2 separate regions of the Homo sapiens genome follow, and region 1 is linked to region 2. Evidence: chromatin loops called from intact Hi-C (ENCODE). Cell type or tissue: Caco-2. All regions are shown on one strand. Links, peaks and the distances in the headings refer to the core of each region. The heading gives the core; the rest is flanking DNA.

What was found. Hi-C counts contacts between places; a loop is a spot of excess contacts. Peaks named below come from ENCODE experiments on the same cell type or tissue, not always from the same donor. Only the 100,000 strongest peaks of a DNase experiment are listed, where the experiment ranks them.
Region 1: a loop joins it to region 2, with 3 times the contacts of the local background. A loop is called at or near these places in 6 of 110 quality-filtered maps.

The regions. Positions count from the first base shown.
Region 1 is chr9:68,727,325-68,739,176 of GRCh38, reverse strand. All of the region lies in intron 1 of PIP5K1B (phosphatidylinositol-4-phosphate 5-kinase type 1 beta), which reads right to left. Among named protein-coding and RNA genes, the nearest start is that of PIP5K1B, 28 kb to the right of the region's middle. In Caco-2, for the core only: no CTCF peak of the experiment used is centred there; a DNase peak (open chromatin) is centred at 6,546.
Region 2 is chr9:68,789,815-68,801,666 of GRCh38, reverse strand. The region is part of intron 2 of PIP5K1B (phosphatidylinositol-4-phosphate 5-kinase type 1 beta); the gene reads right to left. It also overlaps the pseudogene LOC100421655. Among named protein-coding and RNA genes, the nearest start is that of PABIR1, 16 kb to the right of the region's middle. In Caco-2, for the core only: no CTCF peak of the experiment used is centred there; a DNase peak (open chromatin) is centred at 6,546.

The DNA.
Region 1 (11,852 bases), core at 1,593-9,592, 62 kb after region 2:
GGAAAATAAAATATGAAGTTTAAAAATTCAAAATTAAATGGTCATAAAGATTACAGCAGAATCAAAATAGTGGTGCTGGGGAGGAAGCTAGAGAAACAGTCGATGATCAAATGCCAACGGTGGCCAGGATTGTTCAGGGTCGGCTGACGGAGAATGAAGAAACTGAAGGCTGGACCCCATGGTAAAGCCATGGAGAACTTTTTTGGCCGGTGAAGAAGAGGGTATAGGCTCATCCAGAAATGTTGAGGCATGGGCCTGAGCCCAAAAAGAAGAAAAAAAAAATGTTGGCCTTCCTGAGATCAAAGTGGGCTCAAGTACACTGTTTGAAACTTGGATTGAAGCGTTGAAAATGTGGATAGTTTAATATGATCCTGAAGAAGGGTGATCTGAAGGAACTTGCAGATTAAAAGAAAAGGGGCCCCTTCTCAGAGAGGGCCTGAAAGGGTCTGTTTAAGCTAGAAATATGTGGAAGGGTCCATTTAAAAGTCTAGAAATTTGGCCAAACTCGCCAAGGAACATGAGAATCAAGTTGTACTGCCTCATATCACATGACAGCCGGAATGGAGCAAAGTGACTAACTTCACCCCACCCCTTGTCATCTCCAGCTTTCAGATGAGAATACGCAGATCCAAGGAAGGTGATGCCAACTGCTGGCCCAAGATGACAACTAGTTTATGGTGGTGACAGGAACAGTACTCACATCTTTTCCTCTCAGTCCAGCAATTCTTTATTATAGCATGCTCTCATAGCAACCATATGTAGGTGGACCCAGCATTCTCCTACCATACATGAATTAACCTTAAAAAGTCATTTTCACTATACAAGTGTTACTGTTTTTAATTGGTGAAATTCAAGACGGCCAAAAATAAAGAAAATCAACTGTTGTTTCAATTATAAATACAACCTCAATTTTAGAAGTTCTCATTATTTCTGTTAAATGTACCTAGTTGGTGTTGGCCTATTTTCATAGTTCATATTATGAAGATTTATTCTATAGGTTTACATCATCAGCCACATACATATGAATTTTTCAGATCTCTATCCAAGTTCTAAGGATCCTGCTTCAGTTTGGGGCCAAGAAAACCCTAAATACCTGCCACTAGAAACCTCTTTCTAGGCTGACGAACACTCAGTCATTACCTATGTTATGGCATATGAATAGAATCAGCTATGAATTTATTGCATTATTCTGTCATCCTCCAACATCTCTCTATTATGTGCGTAAGGAGACCGGTGAGAGATATTTGTCAAATGCTTTGATGTCTTTGGCATTATCTTCCAATATAGAAGCCCCTTTTATAAAAGAAAATGTGACAATTGGTCACTACGCATTAGTAGATTTATGCTGGTTCCTAAGGATCAATGCAATCTCTTCTCTGGACTCCTAAATAATTTATATGATGATAGTTCAGAAATTTTGCAAGGGTGCATTTCACACATTGAAAGTTTTAGGAATTCAACTTTGTCAAAAGCTATATAGAACAACATTTGCATATCTCTGGTCTTCTGGAACCTCTGCCACTCTCCAAGTTCACTCAACAATCACCAGCAATGGCTCAAAGATGATGCCTGCTAACTCCTTCAACCCTGCTAACCCTGAGATACAATCCAGTGTGCCCCAGAGAGGTAAATGCATTCAAATTACCTGGATTTTCTTTCATTGTCATCCAAATCCCTTTTAGTAACACCCTTTTAATTTTGGAAATCACTTCCTTTGATGGAGAATTGAAAGCAACATAGTTCTGCATACATCATCTATTCATGCTAGCCTTATGCCCTTACTTAAGCAATAGTCTAATCCTGTCCCCATTCTTCTAGCTCCAGATACAACTAAAAAGCAAAATAAACATAACACTATTCTCAAAATACAAATGACATATGCCGCCATGCACACTCCAAAAAGGTTCAACCTAGCCAGCAAGGAAATAAAATAAACACACCAATAAAATGTCATTTTGTAACAAACTGGAAACACACCTTTAATTGACAGAAAGCAAACCTGGTGACGTTGTAGGGAAACTGACATCCTTATATATTTACCAATAATTTAACTGTATTTGGAAGCAAATACATAAGATGTTCATGCTCTTTGTTCCAGGAAACCTAAACTTGGATATTTATCTTAAGAGACACAATCTGAAAGAAAAGAAGGTCAAAGTATATAATTATAGGAAGTATAGGAATATCAAAATGGCCCCAAACTGGATGCCTTCTAAGTATTCAACAATGGGAATGGTTAAGTAAACTACAAAACATCAGCTGTGGTAGGCTGAATAATGTCCCCAAAGATGTCCACATCCTAATCCCCAGAACTTGTGAATATACTACTTTACATGGTAAAAGGAATCTTCGAGATGTAATTAAATTAAGTGCCTCAAAATGGGGAGATTATCCAAATGCACCCAAAGTAATAACAAAAGTGTGTAGAAGTGGGAGACAGGAGGTTCAGAATAGGAGAAGTGGTGACTGAAGCAGAGGTGAGGTTTGAAGATGCTGCTGGCTTTAAAGATGGAGTGAGAGGCCATGAGTCAAGGAGTGAGGGTGGATTCTAAAAGATGGAAGAAGCAAGGAAATGGATTCTCCCTGGAGCCTCCAGAAGGAGTGCAGCTCTGCCAACACCTTGATTTTAGGACTCTGACCTCCAGAACTGTGAGATAATAAATTTGTATCCTTTTATGCCATTCCATTTGTGGTAAGTTTTTACAGCAGCAGTAGGAGACTAATACACAAACTATTATGCAGCCACTGAATGTTATAAACCTGAGGACTACAGAGCAACAGAAAAAAAATGTTAAAATACACAGATGGCAAAACTGTATGTACACAATTACTACATGTGAAATATGCATACAAATAGATCAAGATTAATAGATTAAGATAAAATATACTAGTAGAGTAAAAGACTTTTTAACTGGTCTTTCTACTTCTGCAACATTCAGAGTGACCAGAGTGGTCCTTTTCAAATATGAAATCAGATGACCCTATTCCTCTGCTCAAAAGCCTCCAATAGCTCCTCTCTCCTCAAAGAAAAAGACCAAGTCCCCACAAGGACCTCTATAGCCCAACTCCACAGCAGTACACAGCTCCCACGACAGCCACTCACATGCGCTTTCCGTGATTCCATCCCAGACACCACCTGCCCAAATTTGTGTTTGTCCTCACTCACTCCATCTCATTACCTGGCTGACCCTGCTCCAGGCTCATGGACCAACCTGCTGTTCCTGGAGTGTTCCAAGCCACTCCTGCTTCAGGCTTTTGCACTGTTTGCTCCCTCTGCCTGAAATACTCTTCCTAGTGGTATGCGCATGGCTCATTCCCTTGCTTCCTCCCTGTCTCTGCTCAAATGCCACCTTAGCAATGGGGCTTTCTTCAACTGCTGTATATAAGTAACAGTCCCATCATTCCACCTCAGAACCCCCTACTCCCTTATCCTGCTTTACCTTTCTCCAAAGCATGTATTATTGTCATATTTAAAATATCTATTTGTGGCCGGGCACAGTGGCTCATGCCTGTAATCCCAGCACTTTGGGAGGCTGAGGCAAGCGGATCACTTGAGTCCAGGAGTTCGAGACCAGCTCGGCCAACATGGCTAAACGCCATCTCTACTAAAAATACAAAACATTAGCTGGGCGTGGTAGCACATGCCTGTAATCCCAGCTACTTGGGAGGCTAAGGCACAAGAATAGCTTGAACCCGGGAGTCAGAGGTTTCAGTGAGCTGAGATCAAGAGGAGGTCAACTTATAACCCAGAGGAGCCTAAGTAGACATGACAAATCTAATGACAAATATAACGTGGTATTCCAGATGGGATCCTGGAACAAGAACAACCACCAAAAAAAAAAAAAAAAAAAAAAAAAAAAGACACTAGGGGAAAACAGCAAATCTGAATAAAGTATTAACAGTAGTATATCAAAATTAGTTAATGAATTGTGGCAAATGTATATACTAATATAAGATAAAGATAGGGGAAACTGGTATGGGGTATATAAGAATTCTCTCACTACATTTGTAATAGTGCTCTAAATCTAAACATGTTCTCATATAAAAAGTTTGTTAAAAAAAACTTCCAAGAGATCAGGACCACTGTCATCAAAGGCTCCTCCATCTTCCATGCCATAAAGTCATTCTTTCTTAATGGTTGGTGTTAAATCCAATATAGCAATTTATTTGTTGTATTCTGAAAAGTGACAAAAATAGGCCGAAAGGCACTAGGTTGTTTTTAGCCCAATTACTCAGCCAGCAGAAGCTGAGATGGTCACCTCCTATTGCCTTTTCCAGTTTTGCCATTTGCCCAGTATCAACAGATCAGCCTCAGCCTCCATCTGTTTGGCTAGTAGAAGGTTCCTACAACAATCAAATGATGGGCTGCTTTCCTTTTTCTTTTAACCTCACCAAATGTTCTGCAGAATAGTTCCTCCATCAGATTGTGGATTTATAGATAAGCATGTTCTTCCTTCCTTATCAATCCTGTTTCTCCCTTTTGTATAGACTGGAGGGACATTCTTATCCTTGTGAGTTTCAAGACCATTTGAGCAAAATGTCATGGGAGCAGGTAGCAGTCATCACATTAGAGGAAAAATAAGTAGAGAGAAAAAGGAGGAGGATCTTCTATATCCAGTCCATTTTATACATTCTGGACCCATCTGCCTGCTACCAGCAGTCTTCACTGGTCAACCACTCAACAAAGCAGTAGAGATATGTTGGACGTAGCTTTGAGCCTTTGTTCTTATGGTCCTTCCCTCCCAGTTAAGACATCTTTCCCTTTCTATTGTTTCTTCTAGCTTTATTAATTCTGTGTGCCTCCTACATAGGAGTGATCTTTCTCTCCTCTGAACTCTAATAAAACCTGTCTCACTTTGAGTTCCCAGGCAGTTGGTTGTGTCTCACATGCGTATTTCCTCAACAACACTGTAGTAAACTCTTTAATGGGGTGAACTTCATCTACTTTTCTGTATATACTTTGTGCCTTGATCAATCAAATTGTCCAATAAATATTAGCAAGAATTTGAGTACTTAACATTGAGTTTTTAACAATAAGTCAATGAGGTAGGAATATAATTACCCCCATTTTATAGCTGAAAATGCTGAAGAATAAAGTAGCTAAGTGACTTTCGTGGGGTTGCATGGAAGTTGCAGAGCCAGAATTTCAGCCCAAATTCAAGCTCTTAATCACCACAATACATTCTACTGCCTCCTAATAAATATACTAGTTAAATGATCCTTTAAAGAGTCTAAGTATTGCCGGGCACAGTGGCTCACGCCTGTAATCCCAGCACGTTGGGAGGCCGAAGCGGGTGGATCACAAGGTCAAGAGATCGAGACCAGCCTGGCCAACATGGTGAAACCCCGTCTCAACTAAAAATACAAAAATTAGCTGGGCATGGTAGCCTGCACCTGTAGTCCCAGCTACTTGGGTGGCTGACGCAGGAGAATTGCCTGAACCCGGGAGGCGGAGGTTACAGTGAGCTGAGATCACGCCACTGCACTCCAGCCTGGGCGAATAAGCAAGACTCCATCTCAAAAAAAAAAAAAAAAAAAAAAAAAAAAAAGAGTCTAAGTATTTCAATAAGTGGGGATCTCAGAAGAAAAGAGAAAAACCCTTGGTCTGTGACCTCAAACTGACTGAGAAAAATTTTATTCAATTGTTCTCCCCCAAATCTAAATGTCACACAGAGTTTGTGCATAGTATAAACAATAGGATTCAAGGGAAAGAGCAATTTTAAAAATTCTTTGGGAAGCACTGCGGTTAGCCCTCATTCTTCACACTGCTTCACACGTCAACCAGTTAGACTGGTAGACACAAAATGAACAAACAGAGAAAAACGAAATATGCAAGGCTCTGCAGTTTGGAGCCCAATGCCAGCCTGGCTCACACGCTTTGGTGGAACAGGCAAGAGATTAACCATTGTACTGGAGGAATAACCAGCACCTAGTGCCATACTGCATGTGTACAGACGGCAAGCAGCAAGGTTCTCTTCAGCAATCTGCTTCTCATTTCCCACTGGAAATTTTGTGGTTGGATGGTTGGCTTCTTAGAGGACTTCTAAAAATAAGTTACCACCAATTCAACTACACAAGTACATGAGCATTTACAATCACCTTGCGGCCCACACCTAGATCAAATAACTTTCCCTTCTGCTATGAGGAAGAGGGCACCAAAATTCAATGGATGTGCAAAGCATCAAAATTGGTACAGGTTCCAACCACATCATCGTCGTCGTCATCATCATCATCATCTCCCACCGCGCCGCCCCCCCCCCAACCCACCTCCACATCACCAGCAACGGATTATGAGCTTTTCATGGATGCCTGCCCACTGTGCCAGTAATCAATTGTAATGCCCACTCTTTCCAAGAAAGAATTACCCGGCTTTGCCTCAGGGACAGCAGACCTTTCTACTCCACTGTGTTCTTGCCATTTCTGTCATGTCAACTGCTACTTAACTCTGAGCTCTCCCAAAAAGCCATGCCCAGGGAAAACAATGGCCTTCTTACATTTGTTAGATGTGTCAATTTGTCTTCTTTTGGGTTCCACCTGCTTCTGTTTACCAGACCCACGTATCTGGTTTAGCTATCAGATGTGAGACAAGTGCCTCCTCTGATCTCCTCTGCACAAACAGTAGGTGGTCAAAGTTCTGAATTTCCAGAGGGATATAGATGAAGACTCTAAAACATGCTGTGGTTGATCCCTAACACCGGGAGAGTACAAGTTAGACGTGGGAAGAGAATGAATTTCCTTTGAATCCCAAATATGCCAAAGACTAAATGAATACTGATATAGTTTCAGATACTCTTGAATAGTGCTATTAAATAAACAACAACAAAAAAGATCCATGTAATTCAATCAGCAAGACTTTGGAGTAAAGGGAATTCCTTTTGACAACATTTTGTTTATTGAAAAATAAACGAGAGACCCTTCCTCCCGCAAGCAATTTACAATCCAACAGGGAAGATAAGACACACCTGCAAATAACTGAAACTACACCTTGAAAGGTGGTAAGTCCCAAAGGAGAGGTATAAATAAAACACTTATTTCCTCCACCTCCCTATTCCAACATCACAGTAAGAATTTCAGGAGTGGCTAGCAAGCAAATCTAGCTCGTGACTAGTTCACAGCAGCCCCACCCATGGTGCTTCGGTGGAGGCTCAGGAATCCCTCGAAGACAGAGACCAGCCAGAAGTGGCTGAGAGTCAACGCCATTACTTCCCACACCTCCTTCCACAAACATTAAAAAAGGGTTGCAGTTTGCTTATTATAAAATGCTTCCTGAAATACAGTGAAGTGAACAATAGGCAGTTTTCAAAAGTAAACAGTATAATTACAACATTTTATCACTTTTTAAAGTGTGTGACTGTCTCTCAGAGTATTTTCCTAGTATGCATTTGCCCTGTGTACCAGCCTTTCTTCAAATTTGGGTTATACAAACCATCACATGCACTAACCTCAAAGGCTTAATTTGCAATCCTAAGGCTGTCTAACTCCAGCCACATTCAGTACTTTTACCACCTTTCTTTTAATTGCATTATCTTCCCCTAATTGAGTGTGTTTGCCTGGCTCCTCCAACCTGTTGCAAATTCCCTGACAGCAAGGATCACACATTTGTTTTTGCGATTGCCTCCCCAACCACCCACTCAGTCTAAAACGTTAGCCCCTTTGCCCTCCGCACCTTTCAAAATACTTTGCACATAAAAAGTGAAAGGAAGTAGCATTTACTTAGTTCCTGCCACCCATATTCCTTTATCTCGGTTAACCCTCTCAATAATCTATGGAAGTGGTCAACATCAGCCTCATTTCAGAGGCTGTTCTTTGCTGGGAAGACAAAGGAACTGGATCATCACTGATCCTGTCCAGTGTACACAATGCAGTGTTAGCTTCACCTCTTCTGTTTTCCCCACAAAATATATACGTCCTATCCAGACATCAGGGATACCAGAAATCATATTGGCACAACAGATATTCACAAACTGATGTTAAATTGAAACATGGCAAGCTTTAGACATCAAGCGTTCTAGAACAGCCTCTAAGATTCTGAAGCAGCACTTGACCATAACACATGACCCTTGAAACCAAAATTATCACACATATTGAAAGGGATCCACAGGCATGTGCTAAAGGTAACTTTCCTTGACAGTGAAGATTATGGAAGTCATATCTGTTTACTGGTTAATGATTGAAGAAGCATATTTCAACTAAGACTTCAAGGAAACCAGTGGCCTGCCTGGCCCCATTTCAGGGTAATCCTTTCTCATGAAAAGAGGGGAGAAGAAATATTGGATAACTGTATTCAAAATTCTAAATTCAAAACAATCATGAAATCCATTCATCCTTTTCTTGTTTCCAACCTAGTCGATTTGAATTTGTACCCAGCATATACATAAAGCCTACCCACCCATTTTAAGGACTCAATGAATCTTTGGAATTTATTGTCCCATTCCAATACAACTTGGTGTGACAAGCTCAAGAGTTTTATTTCACAACAAAGTCCAGGTCAAAGTCCACTACAGTGACTTCTGTTGGCTGAAATTCTCTGCTTTTCTGCAATTTACTTGTATATGACATTACTCAAAGTGTGATATCTGTTAAGAATTTAGAAATCTGTTTCTATATAGAAAAAAATTTAATGTTGTAACTGGATATGGGCCGCGATAACAGATCTAAAAGTTTCTGTGAAGTTATTTTTTAATCCAAAAATAAATCTCATCTGCTGACATGGCTTACTTTTTGGGAATGAATGTTAGTTTCAATTAGTCTTGAGGAGTATTTCTTCAATTACTCCATCCTCACTTTCATTGGAAGCATAGAGTAGACCCTCATTGGCATCCCATTTCCTGGCTGTTCGTATCAGGTGCTCCAAATCTTGTTGACCCTGGATATTATTTTCTATATCCTATGATATACCTCCTTTAAGTGAATTATATTTTCTTCTGTTCTTCATGCCATATTCATATGCAGCCAAATACACAATTAAAAGGTAAACAAAATCATCAATGCAAATTGTATGTAACCATTCTATGCTTTTTCATCCTGATCAGTGTACTTGCTTATAAACAGTCTTTCACAACATTATGTCTCTTTTTTCACTTAATTTCACACAGACTTCTCCATAATATTCTATCTGCAAGTAATATTCTATTGTTATGAATTATTATGGTTTGTTTAATCATTTCCCCAAATGTTAGATATCGAAGTCATTTTTAGCCTTTCATGACTATAATGAATGTTGTTCTAACAAGATTTTTTTTTTTCTCCTTTGACTTATTTTCCCTTGAAAAGGGAAATTACTGGATCTAAGGGTATATTCAATGAAATGGCTTTTGTTAAATATTGTTGGTACCCTTTAGGAAGTATATACTAATTTGAAAGCTAACAAAAATCTACAAATACCAAATTCTACACAGCCATGCCAACATTGTAACTTATCATTTTATTTCTTAAGACTCAGTTACTTCAGATTGTATTGCTTTTACTATTACTATGGATGATTACTTTTGTCTATGTTGGTCCTTTTCATGTATAAAAATGATAGTACCTAACCTTTGGCCATTTATCCAAATAAAGGTTAGTTCTTGTATAATTATACACATACCTTACATATTCGGGATACTGACCATTATGTGTGTATAGATATAGATATGTTCCCTTTCTCACTGCCTTTTAGATAATCTTAGTTATATTGGTTTTAATATAAATTTTAATACAGTTGAACATGTTAAGAAATTATTTTCCTTTTCTATTCTGGAAAAATCAATTAGACTAGAGCTTTTTTCTATCTCCCAGAAATGAACCAAGATATGCTTTGCCCTAGGTAACAGAAAGCAAGAGTTTACTCCTACTCTTCAATAATCAGTGATTTAAAAATTATATATTTCAAGTAGAAGAATTTGAAAAGTTCTTATAAGAAGGATATTATAAGAACATGAATATATTTGGATATAAATATCTCCATTCATCTAAATATTTTAAATTCTTGTTAAACCTTTCTTCAAAATTCCTTCTTTCTCCCTATGCAACCCCCATATACCAGTACCCTAATGCATTTCTTGCAATTATTACTTTAGAGCTAAGAAAGATAATTTTTAAATGATGATTGAACATATTAATGTCATTAAACATAGGAAGAAATCATTAAGTGTGCCATGAATTACCACTTCTAAGTAGCTACAATTTAACTAGTGTCCTGGCTCACAATCACCATTAGGGAAGGTACCTATGAGTACAATGAATGCAAACACTTTCACTTACAGAAGGCTTGACTTCCCCAGCAGCTCATTAGTCACATCTTCACTGATTAGCAAAACACTCTCAGCTTTAAGCCTCTTCTTGAAATACTGCCTCTTCATGAGACACAGGGCAGGAGGTTCTCGTTGGATATCCTTTCCCTTCACTCAACCCTCTAATGGCTTCTCATCACACTAAGAACAAAATCCAAAGTCATTATCTGGTTCATAAAGCTCTACTTGTCTTGGTCCCAAGTATTCCCCTTCTGCTACTTCTCTCAGCTTTGGCCATTCAGGTTTCCCCCAGTATCTCAAGTGGGCCAAACAAGCTGTGCCTCAGGACTTGGCATTTACTATTCATCCCTTCTACTTGGAATGTTTTCCCCATATCTGCAGTTTGTTTCTCTACTTCATTTAGGTCTTCATCTGTTATGAACTGAATGTTTGTGCCCCCCTCCCCCACATAAATTCATATATTGGAATCCATACCCCCAATATGATGGTATTACGAGGTGGGGCCTATGGGGAATAATGAGGTCATGAGGGTGGAGTCCTCATGAATGGGATTAGTGCCCTCATAAAAGAGACATAGAGAGCTCACTTCCTCTCTGCTGTCTGCATGTGAGGATGCAACGAGAAGATGGCCATCTGTAAACCATAAAGTGAGCCCTCACCAGACACTGGATCTGTCAGCACCTTGATCTTGGACTTCCCAGCCTTCAGAACTGTGTGAAATAAATGTTCGTTGTTTAAGCTACTTGATCACTCAATCTACAGTATTTTGTAATAGCAGCCAGAATGGGCAAAGACAATATTCATGTGCCAGCTCTTTAGAGAGGACTTCTCTCACCTTCCTTTCTAAAATAACACCTCACCACCACCACTACCATCATTCTACTCCTTATCTTGCCTTATTTTCCCCATAGCATCTTGTATCAAATAATGCACTTATTTTTCTTTGCCACTGACTGGGGAAAGGAATAGTCCTAGTACCTAGAGCTGTGTTAATAGGCACTCAAATATTTGCTGAATCATGAATGAACTAAAGTTAAGTATCTCTTTAGGGGATGGCCTCAGAGAACAAGCCAAGTTTAATTAGGATGAAGGAGCACCCACTGTCTGTACTGTGGGGTATCACACCTACCTTCCTTCCATGAGACACACTGCAGTTTTGTAGGGTAGAGAGACGGCTCTGGGGCTGGGCCAGCTGGCTCTGAAACCTGACTGTGTCAACTCAAATAACATACTTAGTATCAGTGCTTCTACGTCTCCTTACCTCCTCTATTAAATGGTGATAATAGTATCCACTCCATGGTTGCTGTGATTATTAAACAAGTGTCACATGTTTATTGTTTAGAAAGTACCTAGAATGCAGCAAGAGCCTAAGTAAGTGTCAGGCGTTTATCAGCACTGACTGTCATTTCAGGACCCCTCCTTTCTTTATATAACTCTAAACATAGACCACTTCCCCATATTCTTTATTTTATATTATTCAGTCTTACCCTCTACCTATTATAATTACTTCATATTGTTTTTATCTTTATGTCCTAATTACCAATATGCCAATAATTTACTTTTTTCAGGGAAACGTATGTGCAAGGCAATAAATTAAACCAGATAGAAGACTTCGTGAGA
Region 2 (11,852 bases), core at 2,483-10,482:
GATGAGATTCCGTCCAGCCTGACCAAATGTACTTCTTTCAAGTGGTATATTATATTCACAGGAGTAACTCTGTAATCTTATTATTAAACTCTGTCAATCCCTGTGGTTTTGAAAGTACGAAAAAAATCCCAAATCTTTAGTCTTGGAATATATTTCAAATCTCTCCCACCTGGCAGGGTGCCTCAACACCCACCACTGTGCGGATGTCTCAGTATTACATGTACCCTCTTTTCTCAGCATCAAGGAACAGCATAAACCTATACTTCTTAAATTCAGCCCAACTGAAAGAAATCCAGGAAGTATTTAGCATTGTTGTGATTATTAGCAATCCAATATGAAAAAAAAAATGTGCCCTTTTCCTAGTGTTAATACCGCTAAGTATCCCTGGAATTCTAAGTTCTCTCATGCCCGGGCTTGTTATTTTCCCTTGGATAGCCCTCCTTTGAGAATTTTCAGCAGAATATAAAGGACTATATCCTGGCTCAAGCAAAGCACCCTCTCCATCCCCTCCTCACACACACAAATTAAATTTGCCTTATCAGAAGGAAGGCAGGGGCATCTGGGAACAGAGCAATGGGTTAAAATATCTATGGACCAATCCACCTGTGTGGTAGTAGCAGGTGCTGACTCAGCGAGGCCTGAGAGCCCTAGGAATGGACATGGAAGCCTGCAACTTGGATCGACACTTTTCCTATCTGGGATTTCTATATGAGGGGGAGAAGAGATGCAAGCACAGGGAGACAACTGCTCAAAGTATTCCAACACTTGGAGTGCTTACAGCTCAAGTTCCTCAAGAACTTAACAGTCATGGAGAATTTGGAGCAAGGGTACCCAAATATGACCTTGGGAAGCCTAGGACACCTTTGTTTGAATGACAAAAAGGCAACCTTTCTGATTTAGCAAATGCCTATGCCCTTGCAGAAAAATGAGAAAAAGATACCACCTCTGGGCAGACTTAACCCTGCAAAGAAAAAGGCCCCTTTTCAACAGCAGATACAGAGCGTGGCAGCTGAGAACAGGTTGGAAATCAGCCTCCATCTACCCTTCAGTGGAGCCCCATTGTGCACTGCACTAACTATAGAATCACACATAAAGGCCCGACATCCTCTTGACATAGATGCTATCCATGGATGACTGACTGGGATGGGTCTTCAAGGCCTTCTTACATCAGTAAGAAGGAAATGGTGAGGTCTGTTGAACCCAAGGTACTTCAAGCAACCCATGTTTCTTCCCCATGCCACAGAAAACAAGGAAAACTGGATTACTCATCCATTTAACAAACACCTGTGCATGTGCAGGCCCTGTCTAGATGCTGGATGAAAAGCATGGTACAAACCTCAAGGACTATTGCATTCGAAAGGCAAGGTCTACCCCCAACATTTGCAGGGCCTAAGCAAGAGAAAAAATGGTAGCCACATACCACATGCTGTGTGTGAGGCTTCTCCTCACTCACTGGCCCAAACCGGGCACCTGCTGCCCACAGGTATCTCCACCAGCCCCTTCACCATCACTATTTTCAGTTTCTCTAAGGAACCTGATATGGGAAGGCCAGGCTCATGTATGTTTTCTTTGGAAAAATATCTATTTAAGTCCTTTGCCTATTTTTCAATCAGGCTCCTTATTTTTTCTTTTGCTATTGGGTTGTAGGGGTTCCCTATATATTTTGAATATTAACCCCTTTTCAGATGTATAGTTTGTTAATATTTTCTCTCATTCCATGAGTTGCCTTTTCATTCTGTTGATCATTTCCTTTGCTCTTGAGTTTGATATTGTCCTAGTCCTATCTGTCCACTTTTGCTCTTGTTGCCTGTGATTTTGGTGTCATATCCAGGAAATTGCTGCCAAAACCAATGTCATGAAGCCTTTCCCCTAGCTTTTCTCCTAGGAGTTTCACAGTTTCAGGTATTATTTTTAAGTCATTCATCCATCTTGAGTTGGTTTTGCGTCTGATATAAAAGTCCAGTTTCATTCTTTCACATATGGATATCCAGTTTTCCCAACACCCTTTGTTGAAGGTACTATCTTTCCCTATTGTGTATTCTTAGCACTCCCGTTGAAGATCAATTGATTGTATATGTATGGGTTCATTTCTGGGGCCTCTATTCTATTTTATTGGCCTATATGTCTATTTTTATGAGAGTGCCATACTCTTTTGTTTACTGTGGCTTGTAATATATTTTGAAGTTAGGAAGTGTGATGCCTTCAACTTTGCTCTTCTTTCTCAAGATTGCTTTGGCTATTTGGGCTCCTTTGTGGTTCCATATGAATTTAATTTTTTTCTATTTCTATAAAACAATACCATTGGGATTTTGATAAGAAGTGCAACTAAGAGGACTTCATTCTTTTGCACAACTGTTGTGTACCCTAAAATTAGTCACTGATGAACAGAAGGTATGTACTACAGATAGAGAGTTTCAGTATTTTCAAGTATACTCCAAATGCTTTTTAAAATTACAGCCAACATATTGATGGAAGGTGTGCTTATCTCAAATATAATTTTAGCTGCATCCAGATTTCCCTAGCTTTGAACTTATATAGCCAACTGACAGCTCCCTTTAGAATCCTCAAAAACATATTAGAGATAGGTCCTAAACAAAACTCAAACACCTCTTTATTTCTGCCCCTGCAAACTTTCCCATCTCATTCAATGTCACTTCATTCCCATTTTTACTCAAGTCAGTAAACTTCATTTACAAAAATCAGTCATTCTTGATTTCTCTCTCTTTCTCCTTAGTATGCCCTCTCCCAAATCTTGCTGATTTCTCAAAACCATCTTTTGTTCTCCATCCTAATTGCTACACCTCAGCCCAGTCACCAATATCTCTTGCCTAGACTAATATAACATCCTCCTACTTGATCTTCCTGCTCCCATTCTCCACAAGGCAATAATGGTCTTAAAAAAGAAATCAGTTCAGGTTAGGCCTTGTGTAAAACCCTTTAATGTCTTCTTATGGCATTAGAATAAAATCTAGACTTCTGATCTTGCCCTATAAGACCCCGTGTGGTCTGTTGCCTGCCTAGCTCTCCATGCTTATCTGATGCTATGCTTCCTCTTGCTCACCAGCCTCCTTTCAATTCCCCAAGTGCATGCACATGCCTCCCCCTTGCCCATGATGATTCTCCCTGGCCACTCTACCCAAAGCAGGTGCTTCTCTGTGGTTCAAGTTCTCAGCCCATTGTTTATTTCCTTCCTAACATTTATTGTAATTGGCAATGATTTTACTAACTACTAACTACCTTTTATTGTTTTTGTCTGTTTCCTCTCACTATAATGTAAACTCCATGAAGCCAGCAGCTTAACATGTCTATTAGGAACTAGAGTGAAAGTTAATTCAGTTCAATGACTGGTCCACAGTGTCTACAGTAAGAGCTCAAGAAATATTTACCAAGTGAACAATCTTACAACCATCTTAAAAATTCACCCCAATTATTGCTCTCCAGACTTCTATCAATTAAGCTTCTAAAGCATAAACAAAAATTTCTTTCTTATAAGACAAACTCAAAACTTTCATTATACTTTGAGGAAGTTTAATTCAAATCTGGGCTCCAACAGATTATTTTCTTCAAATATTCACATTGGCTATCAAGTGGAACTCCACGGGGAATGAAAAAAAACCACCATGGATGCAAATTCAATTATTAAAAAAAAGGCAGTAGCATAACAGTACTCATGCCTTATTTAATGTGGAAAATATTTAAATAAGATCATTATGGCTCTCTTACAGCGTATCTATTTAGTCTAAACCTCTGGTTCCTTTCCACTATAAATCTACTTTGTTTGAAATCTCAGAATGTATAGCCCAAGGCTTTTCCAATGCTAAAACAAAACAAAACAAAACAAAACAAAACAAAACGGGCACAGTGATCTTTATCACATTTTGGAGTATTAATTACTAACAGCACAAAAAATTTAGCAGATAATTTGAACTATATATTCTTTATCTATTCTTTCTTCCAATCTCTTTGTGAATCTGTAGCCATAATTTCTAAGCAATTAAATCCAAGACAGGAAAATAGTATGTCATTGAGACAAGAAGTAGTTACAACAACTCCTTAATAAGCCATGTCCATTTCATCTGATCTTTCAGGGTCAAATGGTTTAGTAATTCCCTAAAAAGGAATAAACAATGAAGATTTTAAAAAACTGAGAAATATGGAAAAATAAAAACAATTAGCAAACACTACCACCATCACCAACAAAAAATTCAACCCAATACTTACTCCAAATGTTTTAAATCAACATTGCAATTCTTGTTTGCTGGAGAATCCTAGAATATACTCTGTTCTTTGCACATATTGAATGACACTCATCATGTACCCCTTGTCTCCCTGGGGAATGCCTATCCACTTATTAACCTGCTAAAGAGTTGCTTCCTCTGTAAAAACCTTTGCATTTCCTTCCTCTGGGTTCCTGTAGCATCTTGGACATATGTCTTTTACACAGCAACAAATAACAACAAAGCATCGTAGACATTAAACATATATGTGTGTACCACGCCAAGAGCAACTTAAGGACTTGTCCACTCGTCTTTGTAAGCCCAGGCCCTAGGACAGTGCCAGGTACATAGTAAGTATTCATTCACCACATTTATTGAAAAAATGAATAATTAACTCATCTCTTTTACTCCTTTTCCTAAGATCTATATATGGTCACCATATTTTATAACCCTAAAACTGACAACCATGATGTCATAAAGGGTTTTGGTGTCATTTTTAGGTGCATAAAATAGAAATATGCTAGTTTTGATGTCCAAATACTAGAATTTCTAAGATGTTTCACTGGGCTACTGGAGGGAATATTTGATAACTAACCTAGAAAACATGGGATCTCAAGTTGCCATAGCTATGAAAGACGGAAACGGTGGTGACCTTAAATCTGTGGGATAGATATCTAACTCTGGCTTCTTTCTCATCTCCCCACTTCCTATGCTCCAGCCTTTCTTTCATTCAAATGACACAATGGTAAGGATCACTGACTTCCTGGCAACCTCACTAGCCATGAATTACGGGTTGCTCTGGTTGAGGAGAAGACAACCTCGGAGCATCATTTCCTGATGACATTATCAAAACTCTCTAGTTTGGATCAAATGAGGAAAATGCTGTCTTAGATTCATGAAAAAATCTGAAATGCAGATTATGTTCAGAAAACTACACTTTTCTTCTTTTTTCAGTCACACACAGGAGCTCCAAACATGACCATCAAATAAATAACAAAACCGGTTCAGAAAGGAATGTTTTAAGAATGAACAAAGTTGAATTAGGTATTTTATATTGGCAAGTCTAAGAAATGTTTGTGGTCTTTAAATTTTAAAAGTTTGTTCAGATGTACATCAGAACATTGTAATTGAGGAAAAAATTGAAAACAAACTAAAGAGTAACAGTGGATTAACTGTGGTACATCCACAGAAAAAAATAACATGCAACTATCAAAAAAATGCAACTATCAAAAAAATGCAGAAGCATATTTAAAACATTCACTGTATATTACATGGGGAATAAAAGCTGTTTATGGAGCTGAATATACAGCAGGATGCTATCACCGTATGAAATCACATATACATATTTAGACATAGAAAAAGCCTGGAACAATATACATGAAGTGCAAACAATGGCATCTCAGTGAAGTGTACTACTTTTGCTTATCAGAACTTTCTACAATTTCTAAAATGAACCTGCATCGCTTCTCTCATTAGAAGGTGTAATTTGCCTGTTTCAGTATATTTTGTTATTCTAATCTTTTTTTCACATGATTAAAATACATATCTTATGAAAGTTTGCTCAAAAGTAAATGTCATTTAACTTCTCATCCTAATTATAGAACAAGGTTGATTGACTGTGTTAAAATTAAAGCAGATTTCTGAATTCTCTATGAAAATATGAATGAAATAGGAGAAACCCAGAAATTTTCATGAATGTTAGGAAAACTAAAAGGAAAGCTCACTGACTTCCTATATACCATCAAAATTGCAACACCATTTCCCTAGAAAGAGTTTTAGTCTGGAAGATTTCCTAAAGTCTAAAACATTTGCTAATGTGCAAATATTTTAAGACACATATCACAGATTTCTGTGAGCAACCATTCCACATATTTTCCAAGCGTTATCTATCACCATTAATAAACATTCACTAAGTTCTTTCTCAGTCAACTGGTATTAGGAAAGACAGATAAACTATTGTCCCTTTCCTTCAGGAAATTTGCCCTAAAGATAGGGGATTATTCCATATATTACATATATTCTTCGGGTTTCCATTTATTCAAGTTACCAGTTTTCTGAATAAATAACTTTACAATTTTATAGAGAATTCCTTTCTAATCCTTACTACTTTTTGTGATAAGAACCACTCCCATTTAACAGATGAAAAGACTAAGACACACAAAGATTAAGCAATTTGCCTAAAATCAGAAAGCTTGGAAGTCACAAGGTTAGGTGTGGAATGTAGTTCTACCAGCCTGTAGAGACACAGATGTTTTAACCATTAAAACACACACACACACACGCTCTCTCTCTCTCTCTCACACACACACAAAGTAAGGAGTACAGGCAGAAGGTAGTACACTGATTCAGAGGAAAACCAATACTACCTAGAGCCGGAAGGATCAGAGGACATTCCATGGAGTGCACGGCACTTAACTGACGTCTTGAAAGACAGAAATGCATTATCAGGAGAGATAAGCAGTTCCAGGAGAAGGCATTTTTCCCTGCTGGTTACAAATATGGCTTGGATGTCCCTCAGTCCTCTTTTGTAAAGGATCCAGACAGACTTCCCAACCCACAAGAAGGAACCTGACAATATTCTATGATTAGAAGGAAATCTTAGCAATTCAAAGTGAGGAAAATATTGTTTGTTTCCTATCATTACTGGTCCTCTCCTCTCCCACTATTCAGCAACAATTTTGCAAAGGAATAGGGAAAAATCTGCTCCTGAATAAAATCTAAGAAGACAATGAACTATTTTTTTTTTTTTTTTTAATTTACAGCACTCACTGAAGAGAAAAATGTCTCTGGGTTAGGAAACTGGGCCAAAGTTACAGAAATAATTGTGTCATGGGTGTGGAACTATATTTCAATTTATAAGTGGAAAAAAGTCATCAGGAGAAATAGATGACAAGGGAATAAGATGAACCAGACAAACCCATGAAGGAAGTAAGTCAGTAAAGCCCTTAGCTTGAACAGTTTACTCATGTTTGGAGTAAAAACATTTACTTATAAAATTGTTCCCTCTCACAATAATGCCAAAGAAAGAAAAGAAAGAAAGAAAGAAAGAAAGAAAGAAAAGAAACTGTCATTTATCCTTGATTGTTCCCCCAAGCTATAATCACATACGTGTAAAGGAGTATTTCTTGTGAAACACTTAATACCAATTTACCAATAAAAGGGGAGGAAGATGACCTTTCGCTTCAGTTCCTTTTTCACCTCAAGAATCTAGAAGAACCCACATCCTTCTTCAGCTATCTGGCTGTCTCCAATTGTGCTCACTGTATTCTATCTTAACTCCACTCAAGTCAGGCTCCAACTGCACCACTCCACCGCAATGACTCTCACACAGGTGACTTGTAACCTCTATGTCACTAAATGCAGCACTCAGTGATTAGACTTCATCTCACTTGTCAGATCAGCTGCAACTGACACACCATCACTCCATCTTCTCTCATGTCTTCTTCACATGGTTTCTAAAGCGCCGTGCTCTCTTGGTTTTCCTACCTCTCTGATTGCTCTAGCTTGGTTTCCTTTTCCTGATCTTTCAATGTTATAGAATGCTTCAAGGTTCAGTTCTTAGTCTTTTCTTTAATGACACTTTCCCCTTAGTGATCCCATCTACTCTCCTGACTTCACTATCCACAGGCAGATGACTCACAATTGTGTATTTCAGTCCAGCCCTCTTTCCTGAACTTGACTCAGGTATCTAACTGCTTACTTGATGCCTCCACTTGAATGTCTAATAAAGATTGCTTAACGTATGCAAAACTCAGCAGCTAATGCCACTCACCTCCACAGCCATAGCCCCTCCCCCCACCAAAAAATATCCTACTCCACCCATAGATTTCCATATTTCAGCTGATGGCAACTCCAATCCTTCCCGTTGTTTAGGCCTCAAACCTTTCAGTTATGCTTAACTTCTCTCTTATGCCCACCTTAAATCTACCAGCAAAATCTGTTGGTTCTATCTTCAAAATATACCTATAATTTAGCCACTTCTTCCACCTCCACCGCTACCACCCTCATCCAAGCTATCATCATCTCTTACCTGGATTGCTGGATAGCCTCCTAATTGGTCCCCCTGCCTCTACCACGCCCTCAGAGTCTATTCTCAACACAGCAGGAGTGTTCCTATTAAAATCTAAGACAGATCATGTCACTCCTGTGCTCAAAGCTCTGTGATGGCTCTCATCTCACTCATAAAGCCAGTGTCCTTCATACAAGATACTATGCCACCTATGTTTGCAATAATCCTCACTATTGCCCACCTCTCTAACCCCCCTCTAACTATTTTTCCCTTCAACAACTCTGCTTCAGCCATGCTGAGCTCCTGTTCCTTACACTATATGTGTATACACATACACTATATGTGTATACACATACACACATACACACTTTATATGTGTAAATTTACATAGTAATTTACTTATTTTTTATGTTTGTTACTGCCCCTCCTTCTACCCTGTTAGAATGTATGCAAAATGTGGGTTCTACAGGGCAGGAGTCTTTGTTTTGTACACCAAAGTATCCTAAGAGACTAGCCCAGTGTGAGGCACATAATCAGTGCTTTAATCAACATCGCTTAATGAATGAATTTCTAGTCTCAGCAAACTATAAAGGGCTCAGCCATGTGACTGAACTTGTTCCACTAAGAATCTTACTACATTCCTTTTTCTTAAAAAACATGTGGGCCAGGCGCAGTGGCTCACGCCTGTAATCCCAGCACTTTGGGAGGCCGAGGCGGGCGGATCACGAGGTCAGGAGATCGAGACCATCCTGGCTAATGCAGCGAAACCCTGTCTCTACTAAAAATACAAAACAATTAGCCAGGCATGGTGGCGGGTGCCTGTAGTCCCACCTACTCGGGAGGCTGAAGCAGGAGAATGGCTGAACCTGGAAGGCGGAGCTTGCAGTGAACCGAGATCGCGCCACTGCACTCCAACCTGGGCGACAGAGCGAGACTCTGTCTCAAAAACAAACAAACAAACAAACAAACAAACAACAACAAAAAAACACATGTGCCACAGTAAATGCTGAATAAATGCTTGTTGAATGAATTTCTAAATGGCACTGTGTTGTAAATGGAATAAAATCTCACCGCAAATATCATGAACTCAATAAAACAAAACAAAACAGAAACTGTGTACCATTTGTTCATCCATTTATCCATCTATTAATTCATCTACTCAACATAAATTTGCGTAACTATAATGTGCTCTGCATTATGTCCCTGTATTAGGGACATAAATAAAAGGCTTAGTCCCTATTTTTGCATGGGGCAAAGAGAAAAGAAACCATACAAATACAATTCAGACTATTAATTGCCTTTATAGAGGGAAGCCCTGGGAACAACAGGATCACAGAAGAAAGCACCTAACTGACCGTGGTTGTAGAGGCAGGGGCCATCAGGAAAGATGTGCCCCTTGAACTAAATTTTTAAGGAGTTAGTTAAGGAAAAACAGTTGGCAGGGGTTGTGGAGGAAGGAGGAAGAAGATGCCATTTTAAGCAGAGGACACAGCTTGTCTGAAAGCACAGCCAGTAAGCATATACAGAAAACACTGAACTGCAGGCAGCTCAGTTAGCTAGAGTACTGGAATCCAGGGGATATGTTGAAGTGGAGAGGTCTTTTACTCATACTGCATAGTTTGATTTAAACTTGAACTTCTGTGGTAGCCATTACAGTTGCATTCTCAAGTTTGTATTTTAGAAATAACTGAAAGCAAGTAGTATGGTAAACGGGGCCTTGAGAAAGACTATATAGAAAAGGTATGAAATTTAAATTCAGAGTTAGAAATGCAATATAAATTGGTAAAGAGCATCAGGAATTTTAATTCTTGACTCAAAGTAACCTGACAATTATAATTATATTATTTACCTTTTTTCCCCAAGAGGACTCAAAAGAAGAGAGCATCAAGGGAAAGAGACTCAAAGAAATTCTTAAACACATCCTGATTCAAATCCAAAACCTAAATGAAGTGAAACAAACAATGAAGAAAACCATCCTCAATGCCATTCTTTACTCAACAGGGAGTTCACAATAATAGTCCAAGAGAACATTTACAGTGCCAAAAGAAATACCCAATCCATCCATCATCCCCTCACTCCCACTCCCTCCCAAATATCTCATATTTTCCTTCCCAAAAGATACCAATACTCAACAGCTACTTGTCACTCCCAAGTTCTGATAATCCTCTTGGCATCTCGACATTAAAACCTTTCTTTGTCCTTAAAGCAAGGGAGATGGATTGCCGAATCCCAGGAGCGATTACCTCAAACAACCATTTTACTCTGCTGGGGCACAAAATATCTTTCTCAATTGTATTCTTTCACAACACGCCTTGCTAGCCAAGCCTTAAGAGGTTAGTTTGGTTTGGGGGACCACTGTAGGCAACTGGAAAAAAACCAGAATTATACCTGGCATTGATACAGAACCGAACTTCTGCGGGTAAACAAAAGCAATAGGTTCTCTGTTCTCTACTTTCAGTCATGTTGCCTTAAAATTTGTAAATGAGTATTTTTTACATCTCCCCGAGTATTTATTCTAGAAATTCAAAAAGGAGAAACAGAAATCAGGCACAAAGAGGTCCTAGGTACAAGTACCAAATACTTACTTCTCTCTTAGGGCAGCACTTGAAATCTGAACCGCTGATGCAAAATCAAAGCACAGCACACTTTCTATCTATATAGTACCTACATAGGTATATGCATAGTTCAGTATCATTTACAAAGCCCAAGTTTCTGTTTAAGAAAATGAAGGGAAAAATAGAAGAAAATCTAAAGTGGCAGGAAAGCTAAATATGGCTCCAGGAACGCAGAAAAAGGTCCACAAGGGTGAGTGAGTGGGTGCGTGTGTGTATGTGTGTGTGTGTGCGCGCTCATGTGCGTTTGGGTGTACATACACAAGACCCAATTATTTGACATTATCTGCTTAACCTTATTCTGTTATAAAATTATTTTCACAAACAAGCTACATATAGAACTAAAAGTCAGTGTTGAAGTGATTTCTAAATATTTACTGAACTTCTAAAAATAAGACTAACCCTTTGGAACCAACTGTGGTTTTTGATGGTTTGTTCCAAAATGTCTAATGTAGGGACATGATAGTATGAAACTGGAAGTCTAATCACCAATTCTGGAATGTTTTCAAAGGGAGGTTTTCCTTTTTCGGATCCTCTTACTCACCAGTGAATTGATTTTTCTATGAAGAAAAGTTTTTAAAAAGTAAAGTTTCTCAAGGATTGCTCAATTCCTCTGAATTTAAATCTCTACCTCTGGGGAGAGCCTCTCACAGGGAAAGAAGAGGTAAGCATGATCCTTCTTTGAATCTTGGTGTTACATTTTTCCTTTAAAAAAATGCCACAGTTTTAACTTAGAGTTTTTTAGGGGAAAGGAGGGGAGGGAAGGGTCAAACTGGTTGTCTTTGTTTCCCTAGGAATGACAATCTAGGAACAACCAAAGATACTGTATAAATTAAACATAGCTCTGTTTATATATATGTATATATTTAAAGAAAACAAAAAAATCCAAAATTTGTGGGATTGGTAATTTCAAATTTCAAATATAAAGTCAGTTAAAAAATATGTAAAGCAGAGCAGGGTGGGACCTGTTCATAAGGTGGAGCAAGCATCAGGTGCTCCGAGGAGTGAGGCCGG